Regions from separate parts of the Mus musculus genome. Here region 2 is linked to region 1. The links are chromatin loops, found by intact Hi-C in ENCODE. Cell type or tissue: heart. All regions are shown on one strand.

The links. Hi-C counts contacts between places; a loop is a spot of excess contacts. Peaks named below come from ENCODE experiments on the same cell type or tissue, not always from the same donor. Only the 100,000 strongest peaks of a DNase experiment are listed, where the experiment ranks them.
Region 2: a loop joins it to region 1, with 2.2 times the contacts of the local background. A loop is called at or near these places in 1 of 42 quality-filtered maps.

The regions. Positions count from the first base shown.
Region 1 is chr3:37,766,817-37,771,816 of GRCm38, forward strand. It overlaps Gm42210 (a long non-coding RNA gene), which reads left to right. Exons shown (of 4, transcript XR_880782.2): 2 at 4,675-4,735. Among named protein-coding and RNA genes, the nearest start is that of Gm42210, 16 kb to the left of the region's middle. In heart, no CTCF peak of the experiment used is centred here; a DNase peak (open chromatin) is centred at 2,725; H3K27ac peaks cover 365 bases.
Region 2 is chr3:37,873,191-37,878,190 of GRCm38, forward strand. No RefSeq gene overlaps it. Among named protein-coding and RNA genes, the nearest start is that of Gm20755, 23 kb to the right of the region's middle. In heart, a CTCF peak has its summit at 2,727; DNase peaks (open chromatin) are centred at 1,821, 2,291, 2,621 and 3,371; H3K27ac peaks cover 2,288 bases.

The DNA of each region.
Region 1 (5,000 bases):
AGTGGAACACTTGGGAGCTCAGCCCTGCCCAGCCTGAGAAATGGGCCTGGACTATGCCTCTCTGGCTTGTCAGCGAGTGCTGGAGGGGGCTTTTGCTATGGACTGGTTTTCAGCCGAGAATCACAGAGTGTTAGTCCTGATTCCAGCTTCTTACCTGCTTTTTCTTTTTATGTTAGATCCTTACATGGTTTTGATAGTGAAATTAGCAAACATAGGTGGACAGAAAGGAAAAAGAAAAGCACCATAAAAGGAAAATTACCCAGGAGAAAGCATCGTGTTCCCCACTCGGGTTAACAGCTTTTAAGACTGCCAGACACTCTTTCAGGGCTGAGCGGATGTCCCTTGGAGCATAGATCAATTAGCACACTATGTTATACTTTCTGTCGCTACTTTGTAAATTTACAGATAGTAAATTTACATCATAAGCTTGGCCTGATGTTTTCAAAGAAATTCCTCCCTATTAAACAAATTTTAAACAATACATAACAACTGTCTTTCTCTGACTTAGAATTACAAACCCCAGATGCACGCCCGGCTTTTTAAGCATCAGGAAAACAAATCTTTAAGTAAACACCATGAAGTGGGCCACAAGTGAAGCCTTCCCTTGAGGCAGGAAGGGAAAGAGACGTTCCTGAAAGCCGAGAGAAAACTGGGCTGAGGGGATCCTGACGGGTGCCAGTTCTGCTGCTGCTCAAGCATCCCACGGTCCAGGGAGCCACACCATCACCTTTCTGCATCTTGTGTTTTGGTTTGTTTGATTCTTGCAATGCTAAGCTCTGACCCTAGAGCCTCACAGATGCTTGGCAAGTACTACACCAGGGAGCTACATCATACCCCAGTGTGGAACGAGCCAGCTGTGGGCAGATGAGGTACCAACCAGCCACCTCCTGGGACTTTCCATCTGCTTTGGGCTACCTGTGGACGGCAAGGGCTAGGGTAAAGAGCTTCTAGCAAATGTTGTGTATTCATTTCATCAAGCTTTCCTCCCCCCACCCCTAACCCCTTCAGTACTTTCCAGAGTGAAAATTAAGATGTGGATAAAATCAGGCTGTCTACATCTTAATCGTGTTGATCAAACCCTTAGCAAAAAGGAAACTAAATGCTGGTAGCTTTGAGAACCTGCCTTCCCTGAGCACACTCTCTTCTACAGCACAGCGGCATCAGCCCTGGTTTGCAACTGAACATGTGTGTTTCATACAGCATCTGCTGCTTAAGTATTAATCTCTCTAGGTCTGTCTTGAGGAGAGCCCAGGTATGGGGTATACAGATGGTCAGACCAACTGTCTAGGGAAAGGCTGGAATCCGGCTTTAAGTGGTTCCCTTTGGAGGCTGGAATCTCTAGCTCAGAACACAGATTAATAAAATCAGAGGAATGATTTCCCACACCACCACTTGCCCAGAGTCGGGGGAGATGAGCTTGCTATTGGCTAACTGCCTTCTAGCAGCTGCTGTCCATAAGTGAGGGTCAGATGTTATGGGGAAGGGTGAGAGAGGCCAGGATAGGCGGGGTACCTCTCCTGTAGATCAGAGTTCATTATCTATCATGTCTTCCTTTACACACGTCAGCTCATAGGCTAGACATACTTCTGTTGATTTGGGTTTGCACATAGCTCCATCCCTCGCTTCCACAGACCTCATTCCTACTTGACAAGGGGGGTGTGCTTTGTGCCAAGCGCCTCATCTTACAGTAACTCATTATTACATGAGGATGGAGACAGATCTGTGGATGAAAGTACATTGCCTGTTTATGAGCCTGGATCGGAGGGATCCTGTTGAAAGAGCGATTGTTCTTGCTTTATATTAGTGATCCAAATTTAATTTCTTTAGACTCTTCCTGGGTTGTCTTTTCCAGAGGCTCCAACTTGTATGTGTAAGTTCCATAGGGTGGATTTCTTCCTCAGGAGAGAAAGAATACATAGGTACCTTCTGCCTCTATGCCCTGTCTAGAGGGAAAAAACAAACTTCAGAAATTAAAATAGTAGTCCATTTTACAAGGCGATGAATATAGGAGTATCGCCAGTAACTCTGAGGGGTTGAATTCCGTGCTGAAGGAAATGAAGTCCGTTTTCCAGAGATAGGTATCATCCACTTTTAAAGCACGATACAGTTTGTGTGTCCCTGCTTTCCTTTCTTAAGTTAGAGGTTGTTTATTAGGTTATTGCCTTTAAAGTACTTACTGCCTGCATAACAAAACCCCAAACAAAACTAGGAGAAAAACGAACAAGGACAAGTGCGCGACACTGAAATTATTATTTTCTTGAGCTCGGTGGACAAGAAAGAAGATGGTAAATAGCGATTACTGGCTGCTGCGAAAGATGCTGCGTTGTAAATTGAGATGAGGATTTCCCCAGGAAGGTCCCTTTCCTTCTCTTTAAAAAAAGGGAGGCTAGCGAGGGCTTTCCGGGCTCCTGCAGCCTGAGCGGAATGGCTAAGGGCTCCTCTCTGCGCCACAAGCTTGACACCAGGCTTCATTTTACTGAGCCAAAAAAGGGTCCTTTTGTTGGTGATTTTTTTTTCCTTTCTTTCCTTTCCTCCCTAGTGTCATCTCTCATGGTTGCCTGGGTAACCAGTGTGTATCCTTTCAGCATAGGTTACTGGGCCCCAGGAAGGAAGTGCTCCAGCGCTGGCCTGCTATTTTTATAGAACTGTTACATAATACAGTCTATTAGAGCTTCCTCTTGGTGTTTTATTGCACAAAGGGGAAATTAAGTTTGATGACGCCTAAATGTTGGATGGAGGATGTCAGGTGACTCTGGGATTGTTTGGCTTAGGCCATATAGCAACAATGTTCCCATAAGCAGTTCTAGGAGAACTGACATTCAATCGAGCCCTTGGCAACGATCCCACCAGAGGAAGCAGGCTCTCTCTGTGATAGTGTAGCCACAGACAGGCAGGCTCTCTTCCCAGCTGAGGCAGAGGGACGTTTTTAAAGATGCAGCTCATACACTTTTCTGAGACTGGGTGGTTGCTGGCAAACGGAAAAGTTCAAAGACAGGGCTAGGCTGCCTCCCTGACTGCTGCTGAGGTATATGGTCTGGTGGCTAGGTTTGCCTCTGGGCAGCTCTGAAGTGGTCCTGGGGAGGTAGGACTTATGAGGGGGACAGATGAAATAAGTAACCTCTAGCAGACTCACAGGTCTTTGTCACAATATCTAAGGTTTGATTCAATAGGAAATAACAAGCTCTTAGCTTGTTTCTCCCCATTGGACTGCCTATAGTTGGTTACCAAGTTGAAATAATGAGGGTACATATATGTACGGCAGATCAGAAGTTCTGTCCCAACATAGACACAAGCCTCTGTCCACAGGGAGACATAAGTCTACAAGGGTCTGGAACACTCTCATTTCCATAACCTCTGTCATCTTGGGCCCTCCCAGCATGCACTGGGGCTGCCAGGACTTTTCTGTGCTCTGCTGCTTGGTAGAGGTCCTTTGTCTATGAATGACTCTGCCTCTCAACAGACTACAAAACTCCTTTTTCTTGTGTTCTTCCTCAACAGTGTTCACACCGAAGTTTTGAAGGTTTTTTTTTTTTTTTTTCATATCAACCATTTCTCAGCAGACAGGTGGGTGACAGGTATCTTATAGTATAGACTGGGTCTGACATTAGGAGATGGAGGGTACCTTTGGTGAAGGTCTCAATCTCCCATGCTAAGGTCCGGTTCTAAGTGATATGTCCTGGTTTAGCCACAGCTTCTGTCTAATCTTGCTACAGATCAGGTTTCCAAGCTCAGGATGGCTGGAAGAATGCTAAAATCTTTCCAGGAGGGGTTTCTATCTCAAGCAAATACTTACCAGAATGGGCATCTATCTCAAGCACTATCCATTTCTAAAACTTACCTCATTCAGGTAAACTTAGGTGGAGCTGCACGGGGCTTCTTATGATGGTATATGAGCAGCTAGGTAAAGAGGTACATGGAAGTCCAGAGCATCCCAGGGCCAGTGGCTTCTGTTCTTGCAGCAGTTGATGACTGAAGCACAAAGTGTTCATTAAACTCGAAGCCCTGTGAAGCCCTTCCTGTGAAGTGGTATTGTTCATGTACACACGATTTAATCACTGGAGTTGGTCATCAGGTCAACCTTGACATCAGCTGCCCCTCTAAGGAGCCCCGGGTAAGCCTGATGTTTCCCATTCTCTAAGCAGGCTTTCTGTGGTTAAAAGGAGCTTGCTGGGAGGAACTTATAGCTTGGGAACTGAGGCAGGCATGGTGCTGGAGGAGCTGAGAGTTCTACATCATGTTCCAAAGGCAAACAAGAAGATTGGCCTCCAGGCAGTTAGAAGGAAGCTCTCTCAAATCCCACCCCCACAGTGACACACTTCCTTCAACAAGGCCACACCCATTCTAACAAGGCCACACCTATTCTAACAAGGCCACACCTCCTAATAGTGCCACTCTCTGGGCCAAGGATATTCAAACCACAAGTATCTACTAGAGAAGTCTGCTTGGACTTGGGTTTAAGCCAATAGAAAGTCTTTATTAGCAAGCTAGCAACTACACAAGCCTTTTTCAGGGTGGGCTTTTAAACACAAAAACCCCATATCCCGGGTTAGCATACTTCAGTTAACAAGAACAGCTAGCCAGAAATGATGCACAGAAACCGAAAGGCAAGGTTAATACATTTAGAGACTTTCCCAGGACTGTGGACTTTAATGGATTAGGTATTTCTCATTTCAGCCAGTGGTGCTGTTTATTGCTGAGAGTTACAGCCTGCATGGCGCTTCCGTCATGGAGTCAGGTATGTTAAAGTCTGGGGTCCTGCTACATTACTGTCTCACCAACCTTTTTCTCACTACCTGCTGTAATCCAGCCTTCTCTCTCATCTCCACCTACCGCAGCAATTGAGGATCTTCTTTTTCCTGAGTGTAGATTAGCCTAGTTTCCCAGCTAATTGTTTCTCTCAGCGTTGACTTCTGGAAGCAATACTGTATTTCGCCTTTGGAATAAATTTATAGTGTTATCATGTCAGCTTTGATTGTCATACTATTTTAAAGCTTGAATTT
Region 2 (5,000 bases), 110 kb after region 1:
CTGTCATTAGTCTTAGTAATTCCTCCTGCCACTTTTGGCTTTTTCTCAGTGCCAATCATTCATGGGTTCATCTCTACCTTTTACATCCTGCTTAAAGCTTTTAAGGCGCAGTATTTTGCAGGCAAACTTTGCCGGGTGACAGAGAAAAGGGAGTCTGTACTGTGACCTTTTCTTATGAAGCAATGAGTCTGGGAAAAGGTGGTCCCAAGGTTGACTCATTGCTAAATGATGCCAAGGGGAAAATTATCTAGGATTCCTTGAGCAATCCCACGACAGAGTGGTGGCCGAGGAGAGGAGAGTCAAGGAGGATTTCTGTTTGTGTGAATTTTGTGTGAAGAATTCTCTTACCTGGAGGCCAATAATGTTATAGGTTTATGGATCCCAAATCTGATACAGTTTTGGAATGCACTTTAAGAAAAATGATCTAAAGCACAGAATCTGGGCTAGAGATGGCAGTCAAGGTCATTGAGAGGATGAGGTCCGCTTCTTAGGATGACAGTAAGCAGGTTGCATTTCTTCCTTTGCATCTGTGACCTCCCTGAATCACAGGAAGGCAGGTCACTTGAGCTGCAAAGAGGTAGGAAAGCAAGTGTCTGCTGTCTGTGGTGCTGGGGAAGGGGAGAAGGATTTGTATTGGATGAGAACCACTTTGTCCCTACTGATGTCTGTGGGTGGATGCCTAATATCCCACAGTGGGACAGAAGTCCGCTGTCAAGCATGTTTGACTTGGTGGGATGCAGTGAGTTAATGCGTTCTCCCACTCATGTTCCTCTAGGATCACAGTATAATACTGGTCATCATGTGAGGGAAATGCTCATGAGCAGAGCACCTGTGGCCTCCCAGAGAGCCTCGTCAGGGACGCTGCTTCCAGTTCTGTGGGTTGTGGAGACACAGCAATTCTTTCTGTGCTTCTATACTCCCAGGCATCTCCTTTAGCTCATGAGGGGCCCCATGTCATCTGTACAATTCTCTGTAGGAAATTCTTTCTCCTTTCGAATGGTTTCTCCTGTCATATATGTGTGTGTGTGTGTTTAATTCATTTTAATATATCAGCAACACGATATTAATTGCACCAACAATTCTTTAGTTTTAAGGCCCCATCTAGGAAAGTTATCATGGCTAAAGTACAGAATATTTAGCCAGTATATTGGGGCAAGTGTGTAGGTGGGTGGTAGAGAATTTGTCTAAGATGTATGAGGGCCTGGTTCTCTCTCTCTCTCTCTCTCTCTCTCTCTCTTACACACACACACACACACACACACACACACACACACACACACACTCATACACACAGTATCTTGTCAACACTGACACAAAGCCAACTCTGTACTTGGGGTTAGCTAGCAAAACTTGATTGTGCCCAAAGGCAGCAATTTCAACACAGGCAACAGTGACAAGTGTCCTATGCTATTTCCTCACTTACAAGTCTTGTCACGGCATATTTGAATCTCCAGGTACTATTGAAGCCAAAATGTCTAGAGTCCAGTTTCTGAGGCTGGAGTCAGCTCTGTAGTGTGTCAGTCACCTGGCTTTGTAGGAGCAGTCTTGGAGTGATGTCCCAACTGTCGGCTCCTTCCCTGATTATTCTTGCTGTAAGGTAAATGGTGAAGGACCTCAGAGTCGAGGGCTCAAACCCTTAGAGTCATAGTTGGACCGTTTAACAGGAAGCTGACTGGAGAAGACAAGAGCTTCCCCAAGCCCTCTGAGCACCTGGCTATGCTCCTGAAGAGGACTTCCAAACAAGAGTGTGCCTTAGGCGGCTTCCCAGCTTCCAGCTGGATCCTGGAAAAGGCTCTTCCTCAATTTCCTGTTCTTCAGCATCATGGAAAGTGGTTTATTGCTCACCCCAACCCTGCTGCTGCTTTTCACATGGAAGGAGAATGTGTTACCCACAATTCTTTGCCATGAAGAGCACAGGAAACCGTTGGAGATGAGACTGCGATCCAGCTCCAGAGTGTAAGGAATGAGTGATCTCTCTCTCTCTCTTATATTCACACATGCGCACGCATGCACGCACACACACACACACACACACACACACACTGATGAGGGTGGGGAGAGAAAGAGGGAGTAAAGGAGGGAAGGAGGAAGAGAGAGAGAGAGAGAGAGAGAGAGAGAGAGAGAGAGAGAGGGAGAGAGAGAGAAAGAGAGAGAGAGAGAGAGAAACAAGAGTCAGGCTTGAGTCCTGCAGTTATTTCTGGCTTTGAATTGTGTCCAAGTCTCATACATTCACAGACGGCCTCGCCAAGGCCCACAGCTGTCCTGCATTTTCAACAGATCCCACAGGGCCTCGATCAGGCTGAGAGACATTCCTTTGCTCTGACACAGGGCCTAGAAGGAAGGGCTGTAACCTCTGAGGCTGTGGAGGTGGGAGCCTGCCACCCTGACCTTCCCAAAGTGCCCAGACATACAGGTGCAAGAGTGTGCTGGATGGCACAGCCCAGAGTGTGGCAGGACCTGTGGGTGATTGTCCTCAGAGCCCACAAATCCAGTGTGCTCTACTTTCTGTGGCCGTGGTGGAGAGACACATGCTCCTGTTGCTGTTTGGGATGCTTGTCACAGGAAAGGCATGCTCCTCTGGAGATCTTCCCAGCTGTCAGTAATGTGCTGATATACCAAGGCCAGTCCTGAGCAGGCTAGCCAGATAAACAGGATGTCCACAGTGTGTGAGAACACATGAGTGGAGCGACCCTCTCTGCCCATCTGTCAGCCCCATAAGGGACTGTCGTGCCTTGCTCCATCTGCCTGTCTAGGGCAGGAAAACAGGCAGCATGGAACATATGTGAGAAAAGCCCTCTCCCTGGCTACAGGGGCCATTGGTGAGACTGGGAAATCTGACCTAAATGGGAAGGAACATGGCTTTCTTGTTAGTTGCTTACTTGTCGGGAAGTACTTTAAAGACATCCCAACACACAGGGGAAGACATAATTAGATCATCAGTGGCTGTTGTGGGAGACAAGGGGGCTGGTCTTCAGGAACAGCTCTGCATGCCAGTGGAATCAGCTTCATGTTTTCTTCTTGTCAGACACACACTGGTTATTTATGTGAATATACAGAGACAAGTGACGCCTGTGTCATTGTCCTTCTTGTTTTGGAGACACTGTGTCTGTTGACGATCAGTGTGTAAACACGCTCTCAAGGCGGCAGGAGGAGGCACAGAGGCCCCTCCAATAGTCTGTGCAGACTGGGCCCTTGGAGGAAGAGCAGCAGACATCCTGGTGTGGGCTCTTCTGTGGTTGAGGGTGTCGAAGGTGAACCCCACAGTAAGAATGTGCTGATAGGACATTAGAGTTGAAAGTGAACCCAGTTTCTCTTCTGACCTGAACTGATGGATATGGGAACGATTGCTGTGATTGCACAAGATCTCCCAGGAGTGTGGCCAGAAAGTCAGATATGTGATTCTAATTCTCGGGGGCCCTGTGATGCTCTCTGTGGCGTGGTACATGTTCTCTACTTCCGGTACATCAGACGCAGCTTCGTTTACGTGGATTCAGTGTTGTTACTTACTGCTTTGATTTGAATAGCAACTGTTTTAATTCTCTGTGTTTTAAACTACAGTAGAAAGAACAAGAAGAAAACTCCTTCCACTTTGTCTTTTATTAGCTCAAAATTTAAAATTTGAAAGAGTTTAATGGGGGCTGGAGAGATGGCTCAGCGATTAAGGGCACCGACTCCTCTTCCAAGGTCCTGAATTCAATTCCCAGCACCACATGGTGGCTCACAACCATCTGTAACAAGATCTGACACCCTCTTCTGGTGTGTTTGAAGACAGCTACATTGTGCTTAGATATATAATAAATAAATAAATAAATAAAAGAAAGAGTTTAATGATGTAAGTAAGATGAGGCTAATTGCATAAGAAAGCAATTTTACAGTCTGACTTGTTAGAGGGAATCAGTATATACTTTTATGTATATATGTTTGTAACTGCATGCTGGATCACACATAAAACTTTTGTGTGTATGATTTTTTACTTCCATGTCTGTGTGTTCACCATGTGTACATCTGAGGGTTCTAGCAAATGAACCCAGGTCCTCAGTAAGAGCAGTCAGTGCTCAGGGATCTTCAGGCCTGCAGAATCACAGGAAACCGCTATATTTTCATATACATGTAGATTTACATGTCTGCCCTCCCTCTCGCACGCTTGCTCCCTCTCTCCCTTCTTCCTCCTCCTCCTGTCTTATCCCCCCTTCTATTGTTGCTGCTCTTATTTAGGACAGGGTCTTGTTCTGCCTCTCAAGCTGGTCTGAAACTCACTGTGTAGCTTAAACCATCCTCAAACTCATATAATTCCTCCTGCCTCAGCCTCCCAAGGGCCAGTTTCAGACACCACACCTATCAATGTGAGATGAACATTTTCAAGGTAAACAATATATCTGCCATACTGCTTTTGGTGGCACAGTAAATCGGTCCATCTTATATATTACAATATTTGCTCATCTTTAGTTGTGTTGGGTGCTTGAGGACAATTTTCCTCTCCAATAAGTTACTACATTGTGAAGTTTCACTGAATTGTACACTGGCTCTTGTCATAACCCCCATTTTCACGAGTAGAGTTTCTAGGTCAGAGGCTGTGCATGTCTGCAGAGCTTGCTGTCCATCAGATCTCTGTGCCCGCTTCTCTTTCCCTGTTCCAATATCCGTGGTTTGTATTTGGGGATGTGGGACTTTAACATCTAGCAAGACAGACAACAAACGGAAACAACAGAGCCTCTTCAGCTAGTAGCAGGGGCTATGCCCTTACCCATCAGGGCCTTCAGTTCCTAAAAGATACTGTCTGTGGAGAGCACAGGCACTGTAGAGACAGAGATGATGCATGCTTGTGACAAGGGTCTTCTCATTTGTATCCTCCAAGGGCAAGAGGGTGGTGACTTTCAAGTTCACAGGGTCCTCGGAAGGAGTCCCTGCTCACATCTCAGATGTTCATCCCAGAGACCTCCCAGCCATGTCCGTTTGACTTGAGAAGAGGGATGAGCACAGTTTTGTAACAGCCTGGAAGT